Regions from separate parts of the Homo sapiens genome. Here region 2 is linked to region 1. The links are chromatin loops, found by intact Hi-C in ENCODE. Cell type or tissue: heart right ventricle. All regions are shown on one strand. Links, peaks and the distances in the headings refer to the core of each region. The heading gives the core; the rest is flanking DNA. Region 1 has its middle 27 kb from the start of MIR3660. Region 2 overlaps LOC102724637 (a long non-coding RNA gene).

Region 1 (16,892 bases), core at 3,791-11,790:
CAGCCCACTCCACTCCTAATCTTACCAAGAACAGAAATCTCGTGCCACACAGTATTCTGCAGAGGGGGCAGAATTTCTGCTCAAGAGCTCAGAAGAGCCAAGAATTGCATTCTTCCTAGAGAAGGCTCTTGCAAAGTTTCTGCTGAATTGAGCTTTACATGCGGGTGGAAAACCTACTGTAAGGGATGTGGTTGCATTAATTATAAGATTTCAATTTGACAGTTTAATTAGGAAAAGGAGAGTTAGTGTAGGGCTTGCAGAATTCATGATGAATCACATACTCCAACAGACTTCATTTTCATATTTCAATTACACACATTTCTAACTGATGAACAGCAACATAGCATTTTCTGTTTAATAAATGTGATATCTGTTGGAATTGATAACATTAGTTCAGTAATTACAGAGCCATTATTGTCAGGCTTTTAAAAAATATGGAAAGAGGCCTTAGTTATTAAAGTTTAGCAACGACACAAAACTACATTTTGAAATGTTTCTACTAAAGAGCTTTTTAACAGCGCATTAGCTATCCCTTATAGATAGAAGGGTAAAATTCAATAGCAGGTATTTGCATGAGATCAATTTTGATCTAAGCACACCTTATTTGATTCCCAGACACACCACTGCAGTTATAATGTTCTTTCTACATCTTTATTCAGAATTCAGACCAAAAAACAGGGGAGTAGGACTCAATTGGTTGAATAACATAATTTAGTACAGGATCATGCTAAGATTCTGATATTTGCTTGAAATGATTATAATAAAATGTAAAAAAACCACATTTTTTTATAAATCTAAAGACAAGTGTGGATTCCAAGAGGAATAAGCTTTAAGTAACTCAGTCAAAACACGTACAAACTTATAAGTTTTTTTCCCAGAGTGCTTGCTTTGAGTTCTGGGAACCAATGTTGAAAGCTGGATGTGCTCATAGATGCATTATTGTCTTTGCATGGGTTATTACCAAACAGAAGTTCATTAAATCAAATACAGATGTCAGCTTCCTCCGGGACTAGGAAAAAGATCACGCCCTACAGTAAACACAACTGCATACACTGGATGTGAAGCACACTTCTGTTGTTTTAATTACTTCAAAATTTGTTCATAATGATCTTTTCGTAAACAATATCTTGAGTTCTATCCACCTGAACGATGAGCTACATGTTTACTCACGTACCAGGAAAGTCCTAATGATAATTTGCTTAGGGAAGCACATTCATATGTTTGTGTATGTTATGTATATTTGCATAGGTATCACAAATATTTCTAAACATTCTTGTCACAGAAGACAGAGTTTAAAAATAGTCTTGCAACATAATGTCACTTACTGTATGTTAGAATTGTACACATAAAGGGTTTGTGTCTTACATTCTCAAAAAATAAGTCATACTTCTTTCTATTATTGGTAACTCACTTCCATTAGCTTCCAGGAGACCTTGGTAGTACTGAACATTTTATTGATTGTTTCAGAATGTTAAATAAGATAATGACCACAAAGAGATTAGCATAGTGCCCAGCACATTGCTCAATAAATGGTAGCTATGATTACCATTAGCAAACCTGAGATTCTGGTACAAAAATTAAATAATACAAAAGTATAAACCCACAAAAATGATAATAAAACCAAACAGGTTTGAGATTTATTTCAAATTTAAAAAGAAAAATTGTAAAGGAATCACATGTCTATCCCCAAATGGCACACTAGCAAGAAAATATTTAAATATAGCTTCTTAGATCCTGACTTGACACAAATTACAGCTTGAAAAGTTGACATTTTCAGGATTTAGAATTGCTCTGCCCAGCCACGTAGTGGCAATATACAGACACAAACAAGAGAATCAGAAAAGAATACAGTTTAAGAGCTAGAGATTTCCACTTTCTCTCATTTTATAAATAACTGAAACCCAGAAAAACTAATCTTTTGCATAATCACAACAGCTAAGAGTATCAGACTAGACAGTATTTTAGCATAGTGAGTTATCCACTTTAGTCACAGTTGTCAAAGTATCACACAGAACCCTTGGACAACCAAAACCATTTCAGGGAGTGCATAAGGTCAAAACTAGTTTTCTAATAATCTTAAGACATTATTTTCTATACCTTCTATTGATATTTACACTTACGGTTCAAAAGAAATGGTGTTTAAAACTTTTGGCAACTTGGAATAAAGCCGGTGGCACCAAACTGTACGAGTAGTCATTGCATTTTTCACTGCCACACTCTCACTACGGAAGGCAAATAAACTAAAAAGCCATTGTCATTACATTCCGACCCTTGAGTCTGCATGTTTTTAATATTCTGCATGACAAAATGGGAAGTACACTCAAAGCACTTCTGCATATTGAAGGGCACTGGTTGTCTCCAGGGAAAGCACTATGTGATTGTTTGAATTTCCTCTCACCTAACCACTTTCCTTCATGAAATAGAATTTTTACTTGAAATAACAAACTTTGATTATCCATATTTGCTTATTTGGAAGACATTTTCTTGAAAAATGACAGATGTGACCCTGTTACACCAGGAAAAATACCTGGGCAGTCTTTTTGTTTTTTGTTTTTTCCAAATGCAAAATTTAAACTTTCAGGCAGAAATTAGAATTTTAGAAAATCTTTGATGGTGACAGTTTCCCAATATTTAAAAACTTTTTTGATAAATTGTTGGTCATGTTAATGAATGTGATTTATTGATATTGTATAATGAAATGTGCCAAATTTTGGTAGAAATGCGTATCTTAGCCAATAATTTCCAAATCTTGAATATATAATGCTATAAAATCACGCATGGACAAAAGATAAATTTAAAGTATAAGATAGATCAATGGATTTTAATGTACAGAGTATGAGAAGTTCTTGCAATGGTTTCAGATTCTACCTTTAAAAATTATTACCACGTGTTGAGTTTTGGAATAGTATCAAAGAAGAATATCCATAATAATCTGAAAATGTGATTAAAATATCCTTCCCTTTTCTAACTATGTATGTGTATGAGACTAGATTTTTTCATATTCTTTAACCAAAACAATGTGTAACAACAGACTGAATGCACAAATAGATATGAGAATCCATCTCTTTTCTATTAAACCATACATTAAAGATATTTATAAATATGTAGAACAATGCAATTCTTTGTATTAAATGTGTTTTTGAAAATATACATATATTTCAAAAAATATGTTACTTTGTATTTACATACAGTAATAACTTTAAAATTATTTTTAAATGAATTAATAGTTTTAAACTTTCCTAACTGTAACTTCTCATATGCTATATATTTGTATATATTACTCAAGAAAAAGGTGTTTTGGTCCTAAATAATTTTTAAGAGTGTAAAACCGTTCTGAGTCCTAAAAGGATTTTTTTTTTTTTTTTTTTTGAGAGGAGTCTCGCTCTGTCGCCCAGGCTGGAGTGCAGTAGCACGATCTCTGCTCACTGCAAACTCCGCCTCCCAGGTTCACGCCATTCTCCTGCCTCAGCCTCCCAAGTAGCTGGGACTACAGATGCCTGCCACCACGCTTGGCTAATTTTTTGTATTTTTAGTAGAGACGGGGTTTCACCATGTTAGCCAGGATGGTCTCAATCTCCTGACTTCGTGATTCACCTGCCTCAGCCTCCCAAAGCGCTGAGATTACAGGCGTGAGCCACCACGCCCAGCCCTGAGTCCTAAAAGTTCGAGAACCATTGTACTATATTATCTAATGGAGATGACAAATGGATTTCAGGTAGAATACAATCTTGGATCAATTGGTGTGACTGACTGGATTTGGTAGGGAAGAACTTGGAAGCCATGTTTTGAGTTATGAAGACAGAAAATGAGAAAATTTGGTATTGAAGCCACATTTTACCCAAGAACACACTGTGGGACATTACAGATTTTTCAGGATAATTCAATATCCTACCCATATTCCTCCTTCCTCATAGTGCCAAGCAAAGTAGAAGACTAGTAAATGTTTACGCATTTAACTGAGTCTCATTTTTAAAATCATGCCAATAACTTTTTTCACAAATGCTGACACAAGGTAGGGGGATAATGGTTATTATTCTAGGAAGCAAGTGTCAAAAAAAAAGTCTTAAGGTAGAGAGAATAAGAAGTATAATTACATAGGTTGCATTATTTTTAAGGGAACAGAATAAATTCCTTTCTATAAATAAAACATTTTCCCCTCATAGTTACTACCTGAATTCACTTTTATAAATAGTGATATGGCCTTTTGTTCTACCATGAAAATGTCAAAATACAAATAGTCAAAGGAAAAATAGCATTCACAATTTATTCAAATTCACAATAAATTAAAAATGATTGATATTATCTAGGTTTTGAAGTGACATAATTAAATGGAAATAATAGGGTAGTAGACCTCAGATGAAAGACATGCAGCAGATGGTGTGAGGAGACACTAAGTGTAAAAATTGGAGGTTCAAAAGAAAACTTTATTTTATAATTTGATGTAAAGCCAGTCATGTTTTGGGATTCCTGTAGAACCAAAAAACTTAAAAACTAAAAAATTTGAATTATGTATTTTTCAGCCCATACACAATACTGTACTACATAGAATGAAAATCTACTAAATAAAAATCATAATTGGCCCAGAAACTAAATCTAGATTTTGGCCTACTGGACTCCTACATGACATTTAACACACTATCAAGTTACTGGTGTGCATGTCCTGTATGCAGACTTTCAACAAGATTTCCTTCTTGCAATGGAAGGAAAGAAGGCAGAACTTTAAATAATCCGTGATGGCTCAGCATAATGGAAAAAGTACTAGAGTAGAAATAAGTTAACTTGGGTTCAACCCAACCCTCATAATTGTTATCTCTGTGACTTTGGATGAGTGTTTTGTGCTCTGTGGGACTCAGTTTTCCCGTAAGAAAAAGGATCTAATGATCTTTTTTTGAAATATAAAATGCAATAGTCTTAAATTTAATTATTTAGATAGGAAATTAAAATTTCTGTCACAGACATTATTTTTAGCATGTCTCACTGGAATTTTGTAGAACAATATTTCCTTCAAGGAAAATCAGAATACAGAATATTAAAAGCATTTTAATGAGACAAATTATATGAGGAGAAAAATCTATATTTAAGCAACTCTTTTGTTTATCTCAATTTTTCATTAACTAGTTAAGAGCATATATTCTTTCATCAGCTTTCTCCAGCAATGCCCAAAGGACTACTACCTGAATGATATAAAAAATGTTTTAAAGAGTTTAAAATGGGGATTTGTTTCTATCAAAATCCATCTCTAGCCATTTCCTGAGGGAATTTTAAGAGTTCAAGATGTCAAAATCCTTTATTTCCCAGCCATTATACAAAATATGTAACTGTACAGAATGAAAATTTACTCTTTTCCTCCTTTTTTTTATTTTTTATTTTTATTTTTTTAATTTGAGATGGAGTCTCGCTCTGTCGCCCAGGCTGGAGTACAGTGGCGTGATCTCTGCTCACTGCAAGCTCCGCCTCCCGGGTTCACGCCATTCTCCTGCCTCAGCCTCCCGAGTAGCTGGGACTACAGGCGCCCGCCACCACGCCCGTATTTTTAGTAGAGACAGGGTTTCACGGTGTTAGCCAGGATGGTCTCCATCTCCTGACCTCGTGATCCACCCGCCTTGGCCTCCCAAAGTGCTGGGATTACAGACGCGAGCCACTGCGCCCGGCCCTTTTTCTCCTTTTATTACTTCAAGAAATGCTGAAAATAAATTTTAAATGTGGTAGTGTTTGTCATTTTAAGTCTGTTGACAACTATGTTTGGTCACATTTTCCCCCCAGTGTTTGTTGGAATAGAATTCCAATTCTAGAGTCACTTTAGAGTGGAAAGAGCAATTTTTTAAATATAAAAGTTAATACCAAATGCTTAACTCTCAATAGCTGTTAAAGTCTCCTTCCTTTTTAAAGAATGTGCTGTATCAATATAGCTTCAATATTCTTTACCAATAACAACTACATGCAAGGTTTCACTAGACCACCAAAATCAGCAGTCACCTAAATTCTCTACCTGGGCTAAGTGTGTCAGTAACTAGCTCTAATCCTCCCACTTACTTTCAACTTTTTCTTTTCATTTGGAACTCTGACATACATTGATATATGTATGATTTTTTTCTTAAGCCCTTCGAAAAAACTAACAACAGGTAATTAAACACCAAATAACAGGGGAATGGCCATCAGATTATCCCGATTACAGTAGCTTTATTTGGAGTAACTTTCCCTCTTACTTGCCAAAGGCTGTGTAGCTAATAGGATTATTGATGTGGAACAGGAAATGGAGAACAGTTGTCAAGGTGGGGCATTTTTTTTAACCCAGGTAATCAACAAAGATTCATATGTTGGTCATGTTGGTCTTCATACAGAATAGTTCACAATAAGAATACTTCAGATTATAACATTTGCTCTGCATGCAGTAGTACAGACAGGCCATTGCCTCTGAGTGATGGGATCATCACTCACCTTGGGCAGAGGGCAGAGGGATGACTTTGAGAAGATAAAGTCTGGATCTGGGCTGGTTACCACCTGTTCTGGGTAGCCTGCTTGCTCTGACCAGTCTATACATTAATTCATACACATAATAATGAACATAATGGTCTCCAGTCTTAATTTGTTTCATGCTACTGTTTTCTCCCCTCACTTTATTGAAGTATAATTGACAAATAAAAACTGTATATATTTAAGCTGTAGAATATGGTTGTTTTGACACACTTACCTATTGTGAAGTGATTACCACAATCAAGCTAAAATTAACACATCCATCACCTCTCATAGTTACCATTTGTGTGTGTGTGTGTGTGTGTGTGTTGGGGGGTGTTATATGTGGTGAGAACACTTACGGTCTACTCTCCTAGCAAATTTCAAGTATACAATACATTATTATTAACTCCTGTCATCATGCTGTACATTAGATCTCTAGAACTTATTCATCTTGTAACTAAAAGTTTGTACTGGCTGACGCTGTTTTTCTAATGACGTTATTTTCCTAATGAAGTTTTAAATTATTTTTTAAATTCCAGGAAAAGTATTTGTAACAAATATAGAAGTTCTCTAAAGTTTTGCTGTCCTTTAAAATACAAGTCAAGGATCAATTATCAAAACAAAGTCATTCTGTTAATCAGTTTACAAAGGTGCGAATTGTTTGTCAGAATACAATGCCAGGGAGGCTGCTTTGTTTAATGACAACCCTAACAGCAAGAATCCCTGGGGCAGGAAGTAAGTAATCAAGAATCCATCTCTGAAACTTTTAAGAATGCTGGCAACAGTCTATTATAATGCATGGTTATGGGGAGACCTTGTACAGAGAACAATACACTGAAATAGACCAGACTTGTTACGAAACAATAAACTTAAATATAGCTTTGGACCTGACACAGCTAAGTAATTTTGCCTTCTAGGATCCAATTTAACACTCCGGGCTAAATATTTCAAACAGATTTTTTTTTTTTTTTTTTTTTTTTTGCTGTCCACATTGCATGCCTGAATGCATATATCATAATTACATTCTGGTGTGCAACTTCAGCAATGTGTGTAGGTCCACGCAGGGTCATGATGTCATTAAAACCCAACTAGAACTGCTGAGGAGATGTAAAGATTGTTTGATCAATCAGATATTTGAATGTATCGATGCACTCATCCTGTGTTAGAAGAGATAAAGGATACTAAAAATTTGTTATAATACATTCTGCAAATATAGCAACAGGATATTTATTGTATGCAAGTGAAATGTCAAATGAAGAGAGCCATATAATTTCAGAGGAAGGACAAGAGTGAAGCTGAACTACAGAATTGGGTTTGAACTGAGCTTCACAGGCTCAGTGAGGAAAAGTGGAGAGGGAGAGAATTGCATGTTACACAGCAGACAGCTCAGTCCAACACCTGCGCTGAAAATAGGGGTTCCTGAGAACGAGTAGTGGAAGATAAATCCAGAAAGGCAGGTTGAGAGCCAAGCTGGCCTTCCAAACAGGATTCTTATTTTTTCAGCAATGTCCCATGACTTTTGGAGAATGTTGTGAGGGTTACATGACGAGCATCATTTTCCCCAACACAGAGGTGGGGTCAGGAATGCTGGGAAGAGGTCAGGGTCACTCAGAGAGTGACACAGGGAATGGCAGAGAGTCCTGTTTCCCAGTCCAGCCATCTCGCAGCCAAGATATACTACAAACTCCCTCCTCTTTCCCAGGTTCCAAAGTACTGAAATGGAATGACCATGCCGAAATGCTGGAACTGCCCCTTATTTTTTCCTTTCCCTGTGACGAGAAAGAAAAGAGAGGAGGACTATTGAACTTTAAACTTCCTGATAAACTATAATGTGGGAAAGTGCCATTTTTAGGTTTACATGAAGGAGCTACCTCTGAGAATGGCCTCTTGGCCTGTGAAAAACTAGAAACATCCCAGGAAGTCACTGAAATGTTGTATTACTGTGAGAATTTGTATAAAAATAAACACTGGATTATTTCAGGCCTAGTCCCTTGAGAAAATGAGCCAGAATTACTCAGAACTACTAGCCTAATCTTGACAGAACAGAGGAAATTAGCAACTGAAGCCAGATTTTTTTCCCTTCTAAAAAAATGAAAAAAAAAAAACCCCACTATTTATGATATTTTGGAAAATGAAAAAAAAAATCAGGTTAACTCATGTGATTCCAAATGACCCTAAAATTAAGATGGCTGAGTTCTCTGATGAGAAAATGCAGTACAGATCATTGCCCCTTGGAAGGTGTCAGCTGGAAGCTACAAAGGCAGGAAAGCTTGAACCCATAGATTCAAAAAGTCACATAATTTAGCTGCCTATAAACCCTATTCTCTAGAGCTTGGTGGATTTTTTTAAGCTCTGCTCAAAAATTTTTTTTCCAAGAGACATAAAGATTTAAAAGCCAAAGGAAGCACATTCTATCACATGTCACTATGGGAACTGCTCCCAGGCATGCTCAACAAAGTGCTTCCTTTCCACTGAAAAATAATTTCCCATTGAATCTCTGGTTTGAAAGAACTCTACTCATTGAGAATGCCAAATCACTCCACTACTGAATTCATATTTGTAACAAGAATTCCTAAACAACAGCTCAGAGTCATTTATTGAAATGTTAAAGGTAATTTCCTCTTCTAGGCAATTTCTTCTTCATCCTCTATACTTTAGTTCTATCAATATGGCATATACACATTTGGTACCTTCTCCATGCCCAGAACTGTTCTTTCAACTGTAACAGTGTAAGCCATAAGCCTCTGCTCAAGGAATTAGGCCACACAGGCAGAGCTGTTGGATGCGTAGTGTCCTGGGTTTGTTTTTTTTTTCTTTTTTTCTGGGGCCACAGAGATAATCCAGGGCCTTCCATGGATCCGAAAAGGCAGATAAAGTCAACATCATACCCCCTGTTTTTCCCTGCTAGCTGTGACCTTATAATTCTTAATTCAGACAGTGAAACAGCTGATTGCCAACTCTTTTCTTTGCAGGATAATCGGAGTGATATACACCCGTGGGTGCTGTTGTTCACCCTGTGTCACATGGATTCACTTCTTCATTTGTCCAGATGCAGCTACTCCAGGGTTCCAGTGGGCCTCACTTCCTGAAGAGAAACTTAGAAAAGGGAGGTTTCCAAAAAAAACTGTATTTCCCATCCCTGAGGTTATCTCTAGGCCATAAGTGGTATTCACTATCTCCTTCCTTCACTATCCATTCTAATTTCCCCTTGCCCTCATGGATCCCCTCTCCTGGAATGGTATCTTAATTGGTGGAATGACACAAAACTTTCATTCTTAAAGGATCTGGGCCCTGATGACCACCCTTTTCTCAGGCTGGAGTTGCTACATTTATGCATTCACAGCCATAATTACACAAAGGAACATGCCAGGAAATGTCCAAATAGATCAACTGAGTGTATTCTGGTCTCCCTCATTGAATAACAGTAGTCCTGCCTGCTCCTGCTATTCAAGTCAATCACTCCTGTAACATAGTAATTACTCTTCTAACCTGTTGGGTCCTGGATACAGGACATCCAAAGTGCTCAAGCAATAGCCAGAGATTGGATCTCAATGATATCCATGCTGTGTCACTAAGGAGGGTGTGCTATACTTAGGAACCAGGATCTCTACCCTAGAGAGCCCAGAGTGGAAAGGACAGGGAATGCAAAGTCCCCCAACAGGTCATTGGAAATGACGGCAAGTGGGACTACTTCTGCATCCAAACCTTGGTTCCTAGACCCATGAATTTCTCCATCAGACACAATGCCATAGAGCGGTATCTGATTTGCAGAATATACTACATCTTGGAGCAATGTGCCATATCCTTCCAGAGCATTACCCTTCACCAGGGCATTCATATGCATTAGTCAGGCCATTCTAACACTCTGTTCATCTGGTAGCCTTTCCATGTTGTGGTATTTAGTGTACTCAGTAGATCCCATGGTCGTTGTCCTGCTCCTACACTTCTTTAACTGTGAAGTGTGTTTTGCTGGGGGACTCTATGCACTATGGGATTCCATGCCTGTGGGTAAAGCACTCTGAATGTCTCTGGATGGTGGTGTCTCAAATATTATTTAGAAAGACAAACTCAGGTGTTTGAATATCTTAAATATCATAAGAAAGAGAAACTCATGTTCAAAACACATCTATTTCTGTGAGAAAAACAGCTGGGCCTTCTAGGACAGAGTGAGGCCAAATGTAGTCAACTTGCTACCAGTGGGTGGTTGGTCTCGTTAAGGAAGAGAAACATTTTCAGAGACTCAGCATTGACGATAGCTGATCAATGCTGAGTCTCAGCCTTGGCAAATGAGAGTCATGCTGTTGGGCTTATGTGAACCTTCCATCTCTGCTGCTGAGTCCTTTCTAGTCATGTGTTCATTAAGCCAGTTCTGGGGTGGCTTATGACAAAGGCAGACTAATGTCTACCAACCAAGTCATTCTTACCTACTTTGTAGTTCCGTGATTTTTCTACAATAATGCTTTCTGGTGGGTATTCACAAGCCATAGAAAGCTCTTCACACTTTGTGCCCACTCCCATGTGTTCATCCACATGCTTCTACCTCAGACATTCCTATCTTCAGTTTTCCAGGCCCCTGAGAAGCCAGCCAGGTTATTTGAATTGCTCATGACTCTGTATATATTCTCACTTCAAGCTACTTCTTCCACACAAAATAGCTGTACCACTTGAAACTCTGACATTGGAAAGATTTCTCTCACCATTGTCTGAGTGTAGCTTATAAAGCAACCACGTCTATTTTTGGTTTGACCCATATACTGAACCAACCCATCTGTAAGTTAAGCTTGGACTTGTTCTGCTTCTTCAGCAGTCATGAAGGACACCTGCATTGCCCCTATGGTCATAGATGTGAGCTGAGGAAAGCTGCTGGTGCAACCCTGTGGCTGACGTGAAAAGTCAATGACGTCTAAGCTACCTGCTCATGCAGATTTCTCATCCTCACTTGTCTGCTCAGGGTCAATGCAAATTAATCATTTATTATGATCAACTGATGCTGGTTTCACTCAATGCCTTGAGGGATCCAACAGAACCCAGCTCATATGAGTCTCTACAAGGGTCTAGTAACATCATGAGGCAGATGCTACCCCTCTGTTGATGGCATAGCCTTTCTCTATAACCCTAGAGCCTTTGGTTCTCTAGAACCCTAGAGCCTTTGGGATGATTCTCCCAATGGGCTTGACATAAGTTTTACACTGTACCTTTTCCCACCACTGACACCTCCAGCATCATAGGATCTGCTAGATAGCATACCCAAAGAAAACATTTGCTTGCCTTGCGTCTGAATCTGCCACATAGCCCTTTCCTGTTCCAGGCCCCACACAAAGCTATAAGTCTTTTGTATCATTTAGGATATCCGCTGAAACAATATGTCTAAGTATGGAAGATATTACCTCCAAAATGCAAAGAGGCTTACCAAATGTTATACCTTCTTTTTTAGTAGAGGATACATGCACCAATTTGTCTTTTATTTTAGATGAAAAACCTGGCATGCACTTGACCACTGAACCCCTAAAAACTACAAAAGTGTCGGGTCCCTGAATCTTCAAAAGGTGTATCTCCCAACCCCTGGGACACATGTGTCTTACCAAAACCTCCAGCATCCTAGCCACCTCTTGCTCATTCTTTTTTATCAGCATGGTATCATCAATTTAATAGATCAATATGATGCTCTGTGGGATGTCTAGATGGTCCAGATCTTTTCTGACTATCTTATGTGAGAGAGTTGAAGCATTAACATATACCTAGGGCAAAATATTAAGTGTATACTATTGTCCTTTCCTTGTGAATGCAAATTATTTCAGATTCTTTTATTCTAATTGCAATAAAAAGAATGAGTTTGCTGTCTCAAAGCCTCATGCCATATGCCCAAGAATTCATTAATCTATTCTAGCAAAGATATTACGTCCAACACAGCAGCTGCAATCAAGAATATTACTTGGTTGAGTTTATAGTAGTCTATAGACATTCTATTTGGTTTCTGTAGGGACTAGACTTGTGAATTAAATAGAGAAATGATAGAGAGCACCACTCCTGCATCCTTAAGGTTCTTGAGGGTGATTCTAATCTCTTCTATCCCTCCCAGAGTCAATACTATTTTTTATTTACTCTCTTGGTTGAAAGAGGAGGCAATCCCAAAAGCTTCTACTTGGCATTCTCTGATAGCTCTTACTCCACAGGCCAAAAATTCAACTGGGGTTATTCCAACTGCTGAGTATTTCAATTTTACACTTGGGAATTGAAGAAATGACATTTGGGTGAACGTACTCTAAGAATTTACCCAAGACTCCATTGATTATTTGGCCCATGTATTCCCTGAACTTGAACAGGGACATGATAATGCTTCAGATCTCCAGGTATTGTCAGTTGAGACCCTATGTGCAACAGCTCTGAGAATATCTGGCATTCCTCTTTCTCCAGTGTATGGGCACCAATGTAAATACTCATAGATCCATTTGGGGAAATATCAGAGGAATCATACAGTAAATACATGACATTGTAATACCACGTGTTCTCTGGGGGATCTAGCCATCACATCAGTTATTGGATTCTGTGTCAAAAAACTGACTCAGGTCTTGAAACTGGACAAGACAATGTGACTTCCTTTTGGGGCAACCACCCTCAAATGCCTGCTCATCTGTCCTTGTCTTCTTTTTATTGTGTATGTTAAGTAACACACAAAATATCTGTCTATTTTTGACCTAGGAGTACCATGTTCTATTAGCCACCAAACTGCCCTGTGGACAGCCTTCTTGGCTGTTCCTTGGACTTTGCCAATTCTTAAAATAATAGTAATCCCCTGGCTTTTAATGCTTAAATGATGACACATCAGCTCCATTTCTTCAGAGCCTCATCATTCCCATGAGCTTGTGAAGATACCAGCTTTGTGACTGCTACCCCTGAGAGTTATTCTAACAATAAGTTTTCCCTTTTCTCTGGGATCCTTGGCAGGGTGTTAAATCCCATGTGCAGATAAAATGCCCTTAAGTAAATGAACTCTTGCTCATGCAGTCTTATGTTCCAGCTCTCTTGATCAAACATCCTCAAAATCCAATCCCATGACTCCCATCAGTACATGCTAACTAATCCTTGCAGCTTCCTCAATGTCTGCTGTAAGTATGCCCTTTACTCTGATCCTCAAATTCACAAAGCATCTTTTATTTGCCCTCAATCCCATTAAGATCAAGCCCTAACTCATATGCTTACAATAAAGAGCATAGCCATACATTTATGTTACAAAAGTGTTTAATTTTAATAAAACAATTTATATCTGTTCAGATTCTTTAGCGCAGGAAGTAGAAACTCCCATAGTTGTCCTTAGGTTTTGATTCACCTTAAGCTGAGTTTCCCTCAGAACCACAATATGGATGCCAGTGGCAACTGGGCCACTAGTTTAGAAGGGGACAGAGCAAGCATTTCTTTCCTCCAAGCAGAAATAAAATCTCTCCTCTCTGGTGTGATTGAGGCAATATGGCCCATACGCCACTGCTGGCACTGGACCATAAGAGTCACTGGGGATACTGCAGCCTGATTGGCTCTGTCTTGACTAACTCATTAACCCCATTCATAATACATAGGAATTTTTGACTTCTGGTATATTTGCTTTTGTTATTTGTGATATTTTTGTTTTGTTTTATTTTGTTCTGTGCTGTTTTTACAGCTATAACCCCAGCACATAAAATAGTGCCTGGTCATAATTGGTACACAGTAAGTATTTGTTGAACAAATGAATGAACTGAGTAATTAGGATGACCTTCTGAAGGTGAGGATAGGGTGGATTTCTGAGCAGAATTGAGGAAACTATCAGGAAGGAGAAATACACTAGGCAATATCATCTCCCTCTCTATTTTAAAGCAGACATAGTGTAAGCAGTTCTCTCTCAAGCTGTGGGCTGCCACATTGTGATGGTTAATTTTTTTGTGTGTCAACATAACTGGGCTAAGGGATGCCCATCTAGCTGGTCAAGCATCATTTCTATGTATGCCTGTCAGGGTGTTTCCAGATGAAATTGGCATTTGAATTAGTAGACTGAATAAAGAAGATTGCTTCACCAATGTGGGCAGGTATCATCCAATCCTTTAATGCCTCAAATAGAACAAAAAGGCAGATGAAGAGTGAATTCACTTTCTCTTCCTGAAATGGGACATCCATCTTCTCCTGCCCTTGGGCAATGGAGCTCCTAGTTCTCCAGCCTTTGGACTTTGACTTGGACTTATACCAATGGTTTCCCTTATCCTCAGCCCTTTGTACTTGAACTGAATTACACACTAGCTTTCCTAATTCTTCAGCTTGCACATGGCATATTGTAGGACTTACCAGCCTCCATAACTGCATGAGCCATTTCCCATAATAAATTTCCTGTTACATAACTATGTTACCCTAGTTCTGTTTCTTTGGAGACCCTGACTGAAACACACATAAATATTTCAATAGAAGAAAACAACTTTCAATTGATATGTAGGATTAATCAAACAAATGCTCTTTGTCCCTGAAAGTGTGTTCGGCCTCAGTTTGGAAATGTTTACTTCTCTTGGTATTAATAAAAGTTAAGGCATTTTTCTCTATGTTAAAGAATAGTACTTTACAATGTTCTTAAGGAGATATTGTACTTTTAACACTACTATACACTCATATGTCTGATATTCAAAATAATCACTCTCAAGCAATATAATATCTAAAGTGAGAATTCAATATCTTCTGCCATTAACAACATCATTAATAACAAATGTCTGTTTAATTACTCTTGCTAAGATTAAAAAGGCCATTATTCTTGTAACTTGAGAAATTCATTAGCTGGAAAAGGCTGCTTAATGCCAAATGCACTCCTTAAAGATGTAGTCCCCGATATTTGAAGGTATTTCTGACATTCATGCACTTGCATTACTTTAAAAAAGCACTATCCAACTGTGCTGAAGATCATGCTGTGACAATAAGCAAGCACTGTAACATTTCAAAATCAGAAATGAAGCTACAAGACATTTTACAATATCATACAGAGTCTGTTCTTTGGAATATTTAAACTCCACACACTGAGCCTATTATTCATCATTCACCTCTCACTAATTCTGTGCTCAAATGAGTCTTGTACCAACACAGTGCATCCTAAAGTACAGTTAATATTCATAAGCACCTCCTCCAAAGGGATTCAGAGCCATAACTTAAGATCTCTGCAAGTCAATTTTAAAGTCTGAGACTTCAAGGAATTTAGACCCATTAAATGAAAATTACAAGATGGGATTTTAGAACAACATCATTCTTAATCCACTGTTTCAGCTCAATATATTTTTAGCACAGAAACCTACTTAACATTTAGTAAGAATTAGATCAGTGACAGTGTACTCACAGAAAGCAATTTAAATTGCTTCAATGATAATGGTTATATACCATGTGTTGCATCATTCTTTCACTCTTTTGCCACTGTAAACCATAAAGCAGAGTCATAAAACAAGCTATAATGAACGATTTCGCCTTGCTTCTGAAGTGCATCTACTCACTGAACCTGATTGCATTTTGCGCTTTCATAGGTTAGGCTCTGAGAGATAAGATTTCAAAACCAGAGGGACAGAAAGAACTACAAAGTTCAAGCCAATGAAGGTGAATTACTATCTGGGAGAAAGTTGCTGCTCATAAAGAGGAAGTACGCGTCTTGCAATGAGAGAATGTTCTCCCTTTTTCCTTCCTTCCTCCAGTAATATAAATTGGTTACCTCCTGTGTTGGGAACTATGCTACAGCCTATCCAGAGTTTAATAAGACATGATGTCTACCATCCAGTAGCTCTTACCACCTGTTTGAGGCTGCTAAACCTGCTGACCGGTGGACCCAATCCTGTTGCAGGTGCTGTGCTGGATGTTTGTGCAGAATGTAGTAAGACACAAAAAGGGAGTGGGAGGTTCTTTAGAGGCAGTAAAGGCATATGAAAATCCATTTGAGCTTTGATGGATCTTGAAGGATAACTAGAGCCTTGGTCATTTCTCTTTACTTGTCTTTCATGTGATAGGGCAAGGTGGGTGAAAATAGTCTGTACCAGCCTCTAGCTTTAGTCAGTGAGCTTGACATCTGTTCCTTTCTCCTATGCATGTGACTACAGTTTTTCTAGTTTGGTCTATTTATTTGTTTGTCTCCATCTCTCTGGAGAGGCACTGGAAATGGGCTCATGGCTTCAGCACCATTTGCCACATTGCTTCTTGGGATGCTTACCTTTAGAAAAGGCAATGTCTTCTAAATTTTGTCTGATCAATTTTTATCTATCATTGCTCTCTGTTGGGATGCACTGGTGCTCAAAGTATAAACATACAAGGATGATAACCAAAAGCTAGAGGTTTAATTTTTCTTCATTTCTTGACATGAAAATGCAGTGCTTAACTGATTTTAAGTACTTGGGACGATTAAGTTCATTGATGGTGCTGTAACAATTTGTGATAGTCAAGTGAAAGTGACACAT
Region 2 (16,892 bases), core at 4,810-12,809, 51 kb before region 1:
TGTCCAAACCCTGATCTTTCCATGCCCCTGGTCCTCTCGGGGACTGATATAATGTAAATTCTGTTATTCAGAAAGACTGCAATATTCCATTGCAATATTATCACTTGCAATGGAAATACTGGGTTGTAGTGAAGGTAAGATCTTGAAGAGTCAAACACAAATGAAAGTACTTGAAACATACTTAAGAAGATACAATAAAACTAAAATAATTATGTAGCTTTTTTTTTTTTTACTTAAAGGTAATATTGCATCAATCATAGATCTAGAGATAGTCAAGACAGAGCTGATGAACCTCTTCCTATTCTTTCATTTTTTAAAAAAATAAATTTCTAGTTAAATTCCAAGATTTCTGTCTAAGCCACAATGTTTTCACTCAACATTTAATGCACGACCCTTTTGTGACAGGCACATACCTGAATACATTAACTCCAAAACTGAAATGTGGACCACAATATAACTAAAATTTATCTTTCATACAGTACAGTCTTTTTAGAATGAAAGTTTCATATTCCCCATGAAACAGGACTTTTAAATTCAGCATTTTTCAATGTCCCAAGTACTGCTTTATTTTAACACTCTAAACCTTAAGACAGAAGTGTTATTATTCTGCATTAGTAGATGAGGTAACCAAAGACCAGAGCTCTTAAGCAATTCCTAGAGTTGCACAGTGGGAGACTGAGCTTTCAACTCAGTATTGTCTCGCTATAAAGATGGAGTTTTTCCAATAATGCAATGCTCTCCTTCTTCTTCTTCTCCTTCAGTGAATTACCATGTCTCTTATATTCTCTCATTCACAAGTATAGGAGTGATCAACAATTCTGAAATATCAATCTCCTTAAAAAAAGTGCCCATCTTGTTTATATTTAGTTACTTCTAGAAGAACTATACTTCAAATTGCTTGAAATGTCTACAAGAAATTTTGAGTGTGATGTTAGTAAACAGCAATCCTTGCACATATCACTGGCTGTAAATATGAACCATAAATTCCTCACTTAAACATATAAAATCAAGCATGGAATTAGGTTATTCAAAGAGGCAAGTCTGTGACAATATTATTTACTATCTTATTTGCAAGGATCACATCTTCTAAAAACTAACTGTTGTATGTTTGTCTTTAAAGAGGTCTATAGATAAAGGCAGTGATTTTCTGAATACATCAAAACCCTCATAGCATTCCTGAGGATCTACTGATTAACCCAGTAGGATATTAATTATGAACACATCTGCCATTCTTACTTTTTGTTCTTTTCCTTTAAATAGGAGTGGAGTAATTCAGACATGTGTGTATGATTAGGTGTAGCTAGCAGTGCATGATGAGCTAGATTTAGATACATTTATGAAGCATCAAATACAATGAAACAGTTTACTGGAAAACAAAACTTGTACTGGAGATTGGAACTCTTAAAGCAGGAGAAAGTTGTTTTTAAAAAAGCTTAACCTTAAATAAAACACATATGTGGTGGGTGAATGTGAAAGAATATACAGCTTCATTGTTTCTCGAGAACAAAAGTATTTATAGTTCTTCCGCTTTGTGACTCATCTCTCTGCTGTAAAATATTTGGGCTATTACTCATAATTACAAAAAAGGCATCGAAGAGAATGGCTTGACGTTAGTGCAAAGGACAAGGTGAACAAACTGGCATTTTATTTGTGACATTCTCATTTATAAGAAGTTGGACAATCTGTTTTTTGACTGCTTTCTTTCTCTGCAAAAATGACTATAATATAGCACTTAAAATAAATGATAATTCATGTGCCTCTAATCTAAAACGATCAAAACAGGCAAGATGCAAACAAGACACAGAGAGTGCAAAGAATGCAGCATACTGCAATAAATTCCCCTTATATTTATTTAACAATAAATATGCAAATTTGAGATAATTATGAAGACATGTGCTTTGAGGAGCAGAGAGACTACTCAAAAGGTATTTTGTTCAATCATCCTTTTTCTTTTGAGCTAAGATGAGAACCAGAAGGAAACAGATATAATAACAAAAATGGAGTAAGTATTGATCATGGATGAGAAGACTGAGATAATATAAAACCTCTAACTCAAAAAGCATTTTTTTCTGGTAGATGAAACTAAGTGATTCTAAATAATAACTTATTAGTAGAAAACAATTAATTTTATAGCCTTTTAATGGTCCTTTTAAGGGAGTAGTACACTCCAAAGTGAAGTTAATCCTCCACAACGATATTAGTTTTTCTTAAAGAAAATGCTAATTAATAAATAGTTGCTCTGAACCATTTAAAGAATAGAGAAAAAATGTCAAAATGTTACTAACTTCCCGGGAACACAATTTTAATATTGTTTTTCATGAGAATTACAGATTTTTGCATTACTTACTCTTGACTACAATGAGTATTGCATTTGATCAATTATATTTCTAATATTTTGCCATTAATTTTTTCCTCTTCCAGAAAGATGGTATTTAGCCAAATTCTTAGACTTCCTATTCATTCTAAAGGACAAGCTTTCATTAATGTACAAAGGGGCCACTCTTTAATGGCACAGAATACTAGAAAAAGCTCATTCTGAAATATTGTTAGGTAGCTGTTATAGACTAGAATTGTATTAAGGGTGCATATCACATATCCATATCAAAATATATAAAATACATACAGCAGGATTCCTTCAACATGATGAACTATCACTGGATAATGGCTTTATCTCCAACCATCTCAATCGTGGGTATTACAATGAAATCTGAAAAAGGTGAAAAGCACTGTCAACCTTTCTTAATATTGTTGGAAAATGCTGGCGTATTAGAGCTTAAGTGGTTCTTGAAGAAGTCTGTGTGTGTTATCTGGAACAGCCAGATGATTCTTTGCTGTGTGGGGCTGCCCTGTTCATTGTAGAATGTTTATCAATATCCCTGGCGTTCGTACACTAAATGCCAGTAGCACTAGCACCACCCATCCCCCACTCCACCCCATTTTTGAAAATAAAAATTGTATCCAGACATTGAAAATCTCCCCTGCAGGGCATTGAGAACTAGGGATGTAGATGATTTCAACTTTTCTCTCACTAGCCTCATTGTCTCTTCCAAAATCTATATTAAGACACACATCAATTCTTTAATTTATGATATGGCAAACATTCTGAATTAATAAAGTGATTCATTGCAAAGATCAAATTAAGGATATGATCTTTTAATTCAAGCCTAATAGCCTTAAGATAGCCACCATAAAATTGAGAGAGAAGAAGGTATTAGGAGCAAAGACATTTAGCAAATTAAAGGACAATGTCTAAAAAGAAATCTGGGGTGGACTTCTGGAATATGAAACTTACTGGAAGCATATAGATTTGAAACTTATTAAGTTTGTATGTCAAATGCATTGCCAAAGAAACCACATGACTGGTTGAAAAATCATCTGTCTGCTCAAGACTTAAAACAACTCTTTGGCCCCCAGCCTTTCAAGAGCAGGAAGTGAGCTGAAAACGAAGGTGCTATAGTTAAAAAGGGCACATTCCTAGACATTCACTTCGCATGGGACTACTGAGAACAATGCACAGAGAAATAGAGCAGAATCATTACCTAATTAAGGAAATTCCCACCCATTCCCTGCCCACCCTCTCACTCCCTCAAGATAGGGGGCCATCACCTTATCTATGCAATGGGATTTCAGATGTGCTATGAACCAAGGACTATGGACTGTTTCCAATTCTTTCCTTTTCCTAATTAGAGTATTCCATTGTTGTGTTTAGGGTGGAGGGCAGATACAATTTGTCTTTCAAGTTCATAGGATGCTGGAAAAAATGAAGACATAGTTGGACCTAATTCAGAGGCTCTCATGAGTCCAGAGTTCCTGGACTTTAAGTTGGACTCAGTGACTGAATAAATTTTAGGTTATCTTTCTTTGGAGGGGTTGAGTTTGTTCTCTGAGAAGGATAAGGAAATAAGCGAATATTTTGTGACTGGGAGGTTGGACTACGGCAGAAACATTTAATTGTCAAATATCTGCATGATCTTCTACATTTCCCAGCCTTCTTTACAGTTAGGTTAGAACTACGTGATGAGTCCTGGCCTCTAACAGCTATAAGAAAAAATGACATAAATCATTTCCAGGTTGAGGCAGTTTAGAGTACAGTGATTCCTCTAAAATTCTCTTTTTCTCTTTCATGACCCCCTTGGAACCTATGCATGAGATGGTGGAGGCAAAAAAATAGAGTGAATCATGATCTCAGAGTCACTGCTTAGAAAAAAATCCCTGCTGCCCTTAACCAGGCTTTGCTGTTTTAAGCCACTGCAGTATGGACTAGTCTATTCTTTCTGATACAGTTCTCTAACCAAGAGTTCTAAGTCATCACAACCACTGATGGAGCCAGGAAATATGCCACTGCTATAGGGATTAACTACAAACAGAGCTGTCTACTGGTAAGGATGAATTTAAGGTTTCATATAGAAATTATTAGAGTGTATGTTGCAAAGACTTGAAAAAAAATGACCGTGTAAGAAAGATTTCAATAGACCACCACACTTGTTCTCCTCTCAGAAAAGGGATATAGCAAAAATGTTGCCTCTTGACATTATATTCATTAGCAGCTGGAAAGATCATTCAGTTATTTACATAGGATTTTCAAACCATAAGCATCTCCCATATCCGACCATGCTGTCATATTTTCTGCAGCAAAGGAAGAACTTCATCTCCCCAACCAGCACATAGTACCAAACCCTATATATACTGATTTTCCCCTACATACATACCTATGATGAAGTTTAACTTATAAATTAGGCACATTAAAGATTAACAATAAAGAATAATAATAAATAAAACAATTATAACTGTATACTGTAATGAAAGTTTTGTGAATGTGGTCTTTCTCTCAAAATATCTTAGCGTACTCATCTATTTTCAGACCACAGCTGACCACGGTTGACTACGGGTACTAAAACCATGAAAGTGAAACCTTGCATAAGGGAGAGGGATTACTTTACTAAAGGATCTTTTTGCTTCAACTCTCTCCATTTTTCTCTTCTCGACCTCTACCATAGGTATTTGAAAATTCTCCTCCTTTTAGGAACACTGTGAATTTGAAAGCCAACCACCCTTACTATTCTTATGCTGACAGCATCACATAAGACACAATCTTAAGCAAGTTTTGCTTCTGAGTCCTGGCTATTTGGGCCCTTGAATATCAGCGCTCCCATACGTCCCCACTATTCATTGCTCAGTTCCTCTGCCATTATAACAGCACACTGCATCAACTCAGACCAGCCCAATCAGGAGCTCCAAGAAAATATATCTTCATGCATATTTTATTAAATTGATCTAAGAAAATTTCAAAGAGACTCAAATTCCCATCTTGGTTTCTGCATATACGCCAACTTTTGTAAACATAGTCACATATCATCTGTGTTGATAGAGATACAAAATCAAATCTCAAGGTAGATCCTTCACTCGATGGATTTCTCAAGACAAATTAACACCTCCCTTTGCGCAATATCAGGTCACATTATGGAACATTAATTTTAAGAAAATAAATATGTGTCTAAACATGAGTGTGGAAATATCAGTGACTCTTTGTTTAAATACACCTTGACCTACGTTCCAAAAATCTCCTATAAACGTGAACTGCTTCATTTTCTCCATGAAAGTGGTTGTTGGAGTCCACAGTTTTAAATATTCAATACCTCTTCTCCTCTTCTGTAATATGTCTACCACATCCTTATAAAAATCAATTTAATAAAAGGGAAATATGAAATACATGTATGTACTTATAAACATACAATAATAAGATGCTGAATGCACAAATCCAAACATTTAATTCAAGAGAAGCCAAATGAAATAAAGAAAATGGAAAGTGGCTCCAGCATTCTCATATCCCTTTCTTGGGTGACCAACTGTTCTGGTTTGCTCTAGACTGAGGAGGTTTCCGGGACATGGGATTTTCAGCACTCAACCAGGAAAATCCCTCCAAACTGGTACTAATTTATTACTCTTCCCTTCATGATTATTAATATGATAACCTTAGTTCTTTGCAAATTGAAAAATATAAATATCGCTTTGCTTTTTATTTCCCTAAAGTATGGAAGCCAGATAAGATTTGTTCTCAAGAACTCCAGACATCCATATTCAATCTCAGCAGGTGTAAATCTTCTTTCCCAAAGAGTTTAAGTTTTTGGATCTCAAGCAGTGAGACAGGCCGGAAACTTGTCCTAGGGAATCAACTGCTCTCTGGTGGTTCAAATATATTAGCATAAAGAAATCCTCTGTTTCCCTATCTTGTACTTCCTGTCCCAACTCAATCACAAAATGAGAGAAAAATTGTAGTAGAGCAGGAGACTTTTCAAATCTCCGATAGATTCCTTTCTTAGCTAAACCATTCCATTTATACATCTTGGCAGTAGTCATTAGCAGTGAGAAAGCTAAAGAGACAACAAAAGAAAAATGTACAAGTCTTTTTCAGGAGCTTCTGAAGTGTTGAAAAGTGTTTCTATTTAAAAGCTCCTGACAATGATTGGCAGGATCTGAGAAAACTTCACAAGAGGAGCCCCACCCTCTGAGAATTAATGTTAGAAGAGCAGTAATTGGCTAACACCTAATCCATTCTTACCACAGTTGAGGGATTACAATCTAATTGTGACTTTCTGGTCCCTCTCAAATGTCACAAGAAGAAGGTGAACAAAGCACAGATCAATACTGAACACCCTGGAAGGACTGCAGAAGTTCAAAGAAGGAGATAAGTCTAATAGTCTGTATTAAACTGACACAATAAAAACAAAGGGAAACTTGTATTGATTGATTGAGTGATTATCAACAGGCCCATTAGGCTAGTGTCTTCCCAAGAACCTGACATTTAAAATCAAAAACAGGACAGGCCTAATTTTAAATTCTGCAATGAGGGAATTTAATTTAAATGTGAGTGAGAACAGAGGTGCATATATCAACCCAATTTAGTACAGACAGAAAAACAGACAGAAATGGAAATTACAGAGTCAGTTCAGAATAGACATAATGAAGCCCATTTACATTTGATGTAATAGATGTTTAGAATATTAATAGTCCAAGTGGCAAAATTTGAGGCTACTGACAGTGGGTGTCATTAAATACTGATTTTTGAATTTTATTTATTTTTTCCCAAGCATCTACTAAATTATAAATGTACATAACCATGAAGAAGTTAAACCAAAATTTTACCAATCAAGTCATTGAACTTAAGGCCCTAAACCAATATAGTTATGCCTTAGTGAACAGTCCTTCTAGTCCTTCAATAACCGGTAACTGTGATTCCCCAAAGATACTGCCTTGAAAGTTAATACTGAAAAAGTTGATGGCCATCATTATTATTGCAGGGAGAGGCAAGCAAAAAAAAATGTGTCTTTGACATTTATCATCAATTGCAGAACACAAATGTGTGAATCATTTATCTTTATCCATCGTTATGTAGTAATCAAGAAAGATGTCTTTCTGAGTCATTCGGTTTGTCAACTAGGCAATAGTACATGTAATCCAAACTAAAAAAGAAATTACTTGGAAAAGAAAGAGACTCCAAGAAGAGGAATAGCAGACATATGCTCAAACTGTGAGATTTCAAATGATATAAGATATAATATCTAATCACACATATAGAAAGGAGCCATCTCTTTGTAGGGGAAAAATGATATTTAAGCACCAGGTTAATACACAGAGATACTAGAAATGTTCTACAAAAACCATGTGAAGAAATTAAGTGATACAAAACAAACTCAATTTGGCATCAGAATTTTCCATTCAAACTAGAATCCACCAGGAAAGGCTGATGATGTCTGTTAGATCCTGCCACATGTTAACATGGAGTCACAAGTCCTATTTTGAAAAATATTCAAAACCAGATTGGACATCTTGGAACCAATGTCTACGTTAAAATAATAAAGACAATTTTCTACTTCCATTGCATAACTTCTTTATTCATTATCACACAGCAGATGATATTTGTTTTTCTGTTTCATTTTTTTGCTTCCTAACCTGAGCCACAGGCCAGATTCTCCTCCTCTGTAACTCTGCAGGGACTCTTTGATTTGTACCTTTTGTGTACTTCTGTTTGGCATTCTAAATATGGCTTATTCTCCTGGGTTTCAACATATTTCTTGGCACTCAACTGCAGACTTTCATAAATTGAGGGCCCTGGAATAAGGGGTATTTTTATCAGTAGGAGAAATCTAGGGATAGTATTGGTTTCCATCTATAATAACGAGGTATGTATGTCATACATTATATGTTTGTGCTGGATCTTATTTGAATGATAAATTTTATTATCTTGCAATTAAAATCATAATGTATTGTTTGTGTGGTGACTTCTTATCTAGATTAAAGTAGGATTAATACTTCATTGATATCATTTCAAAAATTACTTACCAAAGATGAACTACCAGAATTCTCAAAAACAACTTATCAAAGATGAATTAGCAGATGAATCTTTGAAGTCTGAGATTTCTTAAAAATAAAGCTGGGTTTCTGTACAGGCCAAATTACAATAACCTAGGCATCTTATCTAGGAAATATAATTCCTGAAATGAAATCAGATGCACTTAAGATTCATTCAATCTTTGTTTTTAAAAAGTGCTTTTTACGTTCCAGGTGTTTTACATAATGTCTGTGGAGTGGCCATGTGCTCTAGAAGAGTGAGACAACCTTGGCATAACCTTCTTTAAGAGCCAATCACATAACACTGTGAATATTTATAAAATTTTAGACCATTACCTGTTTCAGCTCCCTTTGATGATTCATGCTAAGGGTAGAGAACCAGAAGGTATGTTTTCCTACAGAATCATAAAAATAGCCAAAATATATTTTTCTTTTAGCCATGCATTTCAACATGTATAAACTCTCTGGATGGTATTTCTTACCATTTGGTCCAACTCTACTTCCTGAAGACACTGTATGAAAAGAACTAGTCTAATTTAAGAAAGAATCTGTCCCTGGTAAAACAATACATATAAAAAGGAAAAAAGAAATCATCTAATTCAGCCAACTTCCCTAAAGCCTTGATCTTAGAATCTGGTTTTTAAATAGAAAACTTAAACAAGAGTTACTATCCAAGTTATTTTGTTCTCAGTACATGCAGGGTCATTTTATGAAAAATACACAGAATTAATTTAATTTTAAGGTCAATGAACCTTACACAGTCTAAATAGATCCCTTCTAGGTGTTCCTATTCCACCTGGTGTAGTCTCAGGTATATATCATTTTCTTTCATCATCAAAAAAATTTTTATTTATAATTTCTATTACTGTGGTAAGTTCATCTTCAGAGAGAATTACCATAGTTTGTCTGGAGATTTATTAAAATATATATGGCCTCCCTGAAGTGTGAAAAAGTGAAATATTCTGAAAATAACTTAATTCACAACATATGTGCTCCTCATACATGGGTGGGAAACTAAGTAACAGAGGTCTGCCGTTGTCCTTTCTTCTGGTTTAAATCACCTCTTTTGGAGAATATTTGAATTTTTGAAAAAGTCTGGGTATTTATGATTTTCCTTTTTAATTAAAAAAAGACACACAAAGGAATTAAAGTACTATCTACAGACTCATCATGTTCAAATAGCAGTAAGTATTGGGACAAATACTCTCAGTCATGGACTCAACTGAAAATGATCTCATGATCAGAGCTAGGAAGCTATAGCACAAAATACGCTGAAGATTAACTAAAATATTAATACTTTCAGTCTGATTCAATGGGGCTATTATTTTACTGGAAATGGAGATAAAACTTGAGAAAAGCATAATGAAAGAACTTAACGAGGTAAATGTAGTGTATTTTCAATATTTTCAGTGGTATTGTTTGCTAGGTATTTGTTACTTATGGGAAAATGCACCGCAACATCCTAGGTCAGCAGTTCTTAAAGCATGTTTCCTGGACCAGCAATTGCAGCATCTCCTGGAAACCTGTTGGAAAGACAAATTCTCAGGCCCCCACTCCAGATCAGAATAGAACCACCACTCTCTGTTTTAACAAGACTTCCTGGTGGGTTTATGCACATTCAAGATTGAAAAAGATTGTTTGAAGTAATCATTTTTAGGATGTACTTAATTCAAATATAGATAGGTTCCTAAAATATTTTGTATATCACAAATAAAAATAATACTTAAATTTATATAGTGTTTTGTAAATTACAAAACACTTTCAAATGCATTAGTCTCATTTGATCTTTCCATAATACTGTAAGACAGACTGAGGAGGAACTAGTATTTTTATCTTATATGATTAAGTTGAGTTTGAGAGAGATTAACTAAATTCTTAACCTCACAAAGCTAGTTGATGAGGGAATTAGATTGGAATCTGATCTTCAGGCAGTAAAACAGCTATGCTGTGACTAAATTAAGGAAGAGTTGATCAGAATTAGTAGAGGTTCCAAAGTACTTAATATTTTTAATAAAATACAGTTTTGTTTTAATGTGAATTTGTTGAAGGACACCCATTGGCATCCAAACAATGTTGTCAATTCTTTAAACATTTTGAATTAAGTATAATTTAAATATGCTAAAAAACTTACAAGGAATTCAGATTGCACACCTCCATTTTAAATAGATATTCAGTTTAAGCTCCACCTCTAAACAGTGATAGATCAAAATCAAATTAAATAAATTCTAAAACTAGAAATTTCAGAGTTAATAAGTTTCTACCAATAAATAGAACAATCATTCATTTTTCCTCCTATGCAAAAAGCAATTAAGGGCCCCACAAGGCCTCAGCCAATTCTATTTTCACAAAAGCATAAAGAAAAACTTAAATTTGTGGTAATGTAGTCAATTAATTTTAAATATTACTTCTCCAATGGACAGTATAGGAAGTAATTACTCTTCTATCTGGAACTTTTTATCTCCTACCTGTTAGATAATTCTAGATATTGTTCGCATAGTCTTTTTATAAAGTGTTAGGGAATACATAACTTGGACCTGCTTCTTATATTACTTAAGTATATCTCTTCCAAAATCGTAGTGATCACAGTCACTTGATCTATAAAATGGTTTCTATCATGACCCAATCTCATTCTAGATCCTCTTCATAATTTTGAAAGAAGAATTTAAGGATATTAACAAAGTTGATACATTTTCAGTTCACATGGACGCTACTCAAGACATGGGGATGAATGGTATTTCTTCAGTAAAGCTAATATATCACACATCACAGAATCTGTGAGAATATCTGATATCTATAGAAAGATTAAAGCGAATTTTTTTAAGCATGTTTTTTTTTTCCAACTGTTGCAGATGTTCTCAGATGCAAATGCATTTCTGGAAAAAAAATATATGTGAGATGTTTCTTTGAATGACACAGGAGGACAATTTAAAAATCTGTCCTGGAATCTCTCAAATTAGTATCTGAGACCGGATCCTTGAGAATTAGAAAGGTCCATGAGAATTGTTTTTTGTATATTATCCCTCATTTTGATGGTAAGCTTAAAAACAAATACTTTACCAGTTATAAAGAAACTCTTTTGAAGTGATCATTCACAATTGAACAAACTACTTTTAGACATTAAACATGTGTTCCATAAATCATCTCTTCTCCAACCAGGGTTCAAGGATGTACATCCAAATGCACAATGAGAACGTCTTTTTCTTTTAAAAGGTGTGTTCATCATTCACCTTTGGACATCAATAATTGTAGCAATGTATTCAGTGCCTTAAACCTGATAGCAAGAGATGATAACTATAAAATAATTCTCCATTAGGAAGTTTAAATAAATACAAAACATTATTTTGGAAGCACATAGAAGAACATAGTGACAATGGCACAGTCTAGCTGTATTTTCATGTAGTGTCAGTGGAATCATTTTGACTGACCTCAAAGGGTGTACCAGTGGGACAAGATAGAAGAATCCTACCCCATCATGAAAGAGTATTTTATCACTAAAAGGTTGAATATTGCTGAGGCATGGTTATAACATAAATCAGAGTGATTTTATTTGGTTTTATTATTGTTTTTAAATTCTTTACAGACATAGATCCCTGGATAGCCTGTGACTGGGCTGGACTACTCCCACTGGTCCACCCCTTGGTGCATGGCTGCTGACCTTACCACATACAGAATGCAGTCAAAGACTCACGCCAGCTATTCAATAGACAGAGACTCTCAGTGGGAAAAGGAAGACCACTGTCTGAAGATAATCTTTAAAATAATCCAACTATGTAGAAGCTTAAAAATCCCAGTGGTAAAGGAAGGGAGAGGGCAATAGATTGAAAGTAGATGGGAAAATGTGCAGGAAACTCAGTATTCTCCATAATTGTCTCCAATATATTGCTACCTCTTTGTCTTACCCTATCCTCAATAATTTAATTTGTAACTTCAAAACTTTGTCAAGGGTTTCTAAGTAGAAAAGCAGGCCATCTCTGACATATCAAAATAGAGATAGCCAGGCATATTTGTCACTGTCAAAGAAGAGAATTACAATTATGGAAAGAAGGAAGACTGGAACTCTGACTGAAGGTATCCATATGAACTCATGGAAGGATGGACAGATAAGTAGATAGTTAATGAAATAGATACAGCAGTGTGTGTGTGTGTGTGTGTGTGTGTGTGTGTGTGTGTGTGTGTGTACAGGTGTGTGTATGTGTCCAAAACAGCCTAGAAACAATGGTACTTCAGTAACAATAACCACACCTATCATTCTTACTTTGGTTTCTAAATATTATTTTATACTAGAAGAAAACAGGACTTCTTGGAAAATTGGCTTATGCCAAGGTTGGGTCTGGGAAAATACAAGATGTGCTTGGAACATCTTTAAGTCCAGAAAGAAAGAAATCACTCCCTTTATCCCCTTCCCCCCCAAAATGAGGACATGTTAAGATACACAAAAAATACTTTTGAATGGAGCTCCCATTGGCCAAATCTGGGACAAATTGTGCATCGTGATAAATAATAATACAATAGTAATAATTTAATTTAATTAAATGAATATAAGAATCCACAAGTCCATTCTAATATAAAGAAGTAAATAGATAGTTTAAAAGGGGAATTGAAAAGCTCATCTCTATAGAAAAAAATGCCAAGTAATGAATTTTTAAAAAATTTGAAATTAGAAATTCACCATGTGGAAATAATTATTGTAACATTTGACTCAAGCACAAATGATCAATAGATACTAAAACAAGAGGGTGAATATTTGATGAGAAAAGATATTTACAAAGTCTGAAAGTATCTCCCCACAAGATACTTATTAATTATGGAGGAGGAGATAGTAACTATGGGAGAAAACTGGCAGATACCACCTTAACCAAATGATCAAAGTTAATTCACCATTAGTGGGACAAATGGACATCAAGTGCCTCCTGAGAATGACATAACATCACTTCATGGTATTCCTGCTAAAAATGCCCAATCTGAATCTAATCATGAAGTAATACCAGACAAACAAAAAGATTGAGGGACATATTACAAAATAACTGGTCTATACTCTTGAAAAATGTCAAGGTCATGAAAAACAAAGAAATACTGAAGAATTACTTCAGAATAAAAAAGACTCAAAATGTATGACAACTAAATACAACACGTGATCCTGGACCAGAACGAATATCTATTTTTCTATAAAAAACATTATTAGAATAACTGGCAACATGTAAGTTTTTTGTACTATCATTTACTATACACACACACACACACACACACATACACACACAATTATAATTGAGTATAGTTTTGTATAAAAGCCAATTTCCTGATTTGTGTAATTATACTCTGGCTGTATAAAAGAACATTCTTAATTTTTTAGGAAAATACACACAGAAACATTTAGATGTAAAGAGGCAATACTTACTCTCTAACAGTTTAACAAAAGGGGATAGGATGAGATTACCATTTAGGGAGTCTAGATGAAGTTTAATTACTTGTGCTGTTTTTTTCTGTCATTCTGAAATTATTTCAAAATAGAAAGTTAAGAGAAAACATATCCCTCCAATATGGCGGAAATGTAAAAGATGGCACAGAAAATTTAGCTGCAGACGGGTTAAAGAATAATCTCAAGAGGTAATGGTGTTATTGTCAGTTTTCATAGGAAACAACAAAGGAGTCTTACCCCTTTCCATGGTTTATCTCCATAATCCTTAGAATGAGCTCCTACAGGTAAATGCAAAATAAGCATTGAATTAGAAAATTAAAAATGCGAAAGTATAGTAAGAAAACATTTTACCATCTAAAATGTATTTAAGTATTTAAACCTAGTGAACAACATCCAGGCAAACTGAAAGGCATCTCTAAGGTTATTTGTGAAAAGCAATTTACTCAACAATGCAAATGTGAAAGTAAGCCGATCCTTGGTGAATTCTCTTAGACTACAGCATCAAGGAGAAGTATCTAGGTGCTACTCAGGAGACAAGCGGATGTTTTACTCATCTTCAAAAATGTAGATAATGTAAAGAAGAGAAAGTTGCTTGACATTATACAAACAAAATTCTGAAACTGATTACAATCTTCAAATATTTGGCACATAAAAATTAAAAAAGAGAGAGACAATTGCTGCAAGGATCACAAAGATCAAACTCAGCCAAACTAACCTTCTTCTTATTATTTTTTTTCTGAGAAGCTTCCTAGCTAGACATACAAGTCAGGATGAAATCTATACACATGTATTTTGCCACCAAAAAGTTGTTAACAACATTTTACAAATCATCATGAACAAGGTAGAAGGGTATGGGCTGATCCCCACATTCTAACACATTTGGCAGAAGGTAGGTTTAAAATCATTTAGATCATTGTTCTAAAGCTTGTTCAAACTGTAGGGAATGATCTAGTACTGTAAAGGATTCTATCCTATTCAGAAAGTAGACAATTGAAAGGCAAATATGCCAAATTTATTAGGGATGGCTTCAGAATTTAACTACAGAAGCACAAAAATAAAAAATATTTCCACAAGCTGGAATTATTGGTTGAAGCGAACGAAGCTATTGGTTCAGTAAATATTCTCCAGTTATAAAATATAAAAAATTTGGAAACTGCTGAAGATATAAAAAGTAAAATGTGTTATAATGGCCAACGCTGAGATGGACTTTGCTGATATTTTCATGATATTTCTTCTTATATTGTGTGTGTGTGTGTGTATGTATGTATTTTTAAATGAAAACATTCTGCATATCCATTCATTACTTCTTATATGCATATATGCACGGCATGCCTGCTAGCACCTGGCAATATTCTAGGTACTGGGGACAGTCAGCTATAAATAAAACAGACAAATACCCTTGAATTCATGAAAGTTACAGTTTAAATATAATTTAATATCTTATTGTCTTCTCAAGATTATAATGAAAGGGTCTTTCATGTTATTAAATATTTTTAAATGGCAGTAAATAACTGCAATGTTTCATTGGTGGTATGTATGACTCATTTATTCATTTTCTTATTGTTGGATGTCTAACTACTTTGAAATTTTATTGTCATAAACAATGCTAAGCTGTTTTGTGCATAAATTATTAATTATATTCCTCATTTATATTATTAGAATATGACCCAAGGAATGTTATTAATGATCACCTCTTCCTCTTTATTTTCCATGGCTTCTGAAAAGATTGTAATGACTATACTTATACCTAAACAAGTAATAAATAAATGCATTTGGCTTCCTTACCTTGAGTATTGAATCAACATTTGAAAACAAAGTAATCAACCTTTGGCAATTTGGTGAGTAAAAAATTATATTTTATTAAGCTTTCACTTTACATTTTTATTGTAATTGAGGACTAAATTTGTATATGTGTATTGGACATTAGTCTTCACTATTTTGTAAATTATCTGTTTATTTTTTACTGTTAGTAAGTGGAATGCTCATCTTATTTACATTAGTTATAAGCACACTCTATATAGGTAGGAAGAATAATCATTTGACAAGATGAACTTCAATATGGAAAAATTTTAAAAACAAAATTGAGGGTTGCGTTAATCTCTCTCTCTCTCTCTCTCTCACACACACACACACACACACACACACACTATACAAAAGCAACATGGAGAATTTCTGACCTAATTGTACTTTATTTTGATTTCCAAATCTAAAGTTTTCAGATCATATAAAAGTAAATGATGACCAACACTGAAATACATGAAAGAAAAAAGCCCTTTTATATTTTTTATATTAAGAAAAAGCATGTGTTCAAATGTGGGAGTTAACAGTTTTACTCTTCTTTAAATGTGAAAAAAGCCCACTCATATTTGGATGCACATTTTAAGTGGGACATTGACATACAAAGGCTTTTCTGGAGGAGAGTGACCAGAAACAGAATACAATTTAAAATTATATTGTGTCAGGATAAGTAGAAGTGGGAATACTTATATTTACAAATGTAGTTTTTTTCTCTTTCCCACTCAGAATAGGAAGGTAGTGTGTACCAGAATAGTATAATTTTGTGACCCTCTAGGGCCTTGAGCTGTGACAGCCTCTATATGTGGTAGAATTTTAAGATGATTATTGAGTGCATGTATAAATGAATGAATTAATGAATCAACAAGTGAGCCAAGATCAATGAGTAGAAGTTATGGTATATGCGTTTTTCACCAACTTTCTAAGCATTAGATTTTCCCAACAAAGGATGTGCTTCCTTAAGCAATAGTGAGCACCGTGAGATTCTGATGCAACTGTCAAATATAGAGAAGAGATTGGGTAGATGGAGAGAGAAGCCAGCATTCAGCCAAATATTTAGTAAGGCCACGCTTACCTTCATAACTTTTAAACTCTTTGAGAAAAGACAACTATTATATATCATTTAAAAGTCAAAAAAGAAATGAATAGAATTAAATGGGAAGCTGAGAAATAACATAGAAAAAAATTCTATGATTTCAAGCCTGAGGTGAAGGCAAGAGGTTGAAGAAGAGATTATTTGAAAGCAGAGCATTTGAAACTCTATTTCAAGTGGGAAACCTGAGTGTCAAAGGCTCAGATTTTAAAATATCTTGAAATAATTTAGATCAGTGTA

What was found. Peaks named below come from ENCODE experiments on the same cell type or tissue, not always from the same donor. Only the 100,000 strongest peaks of a DNase experiment are listed, where the experiment ranks them.
Region 2: a loop joins it to region 1, with 3.0 times the contacts of the local background. A loop is called at or near these places in 13 of 110 quality-filtered maps.

What each region holds. Positions count from the first base shown.
Region 1 is chr5:89,981,122-89,998,013 of GRCh38, forward strand. No RefSeq gene overlaps it. Among named protein-coding and RNA genes, the nearest start is that of MIR3660, 27 kb to the right of the region's middle. RefSeq lists an enhancer at 10,530-10,609. In heart right ventricle, for the core only: no CTCF peak of the experiment used is centred there; a DNase peak (open chromatin) is centred at 8,020; H3K27ac peaks cover 4,117 bases.
Region 2 is chr5:89,929,383-89,946,274 of GRCh38, forward strand. It overlaps LOC102724637 (a long non-coding RNA gene), which reads left to right. Exons shown (of 5, transcript NR_188243.1): 3 at 15,491-15,603. Among named protein-coding and RNA genes, the nearest start is that of MIR3660, 79 kb to the right of the region's middle. In heart right ventricle, for the core only: no CTCF peak of the experiment used is centred there; no DNase peak of the experiment used is centred there; H3K27ac peaks cover 616 bases.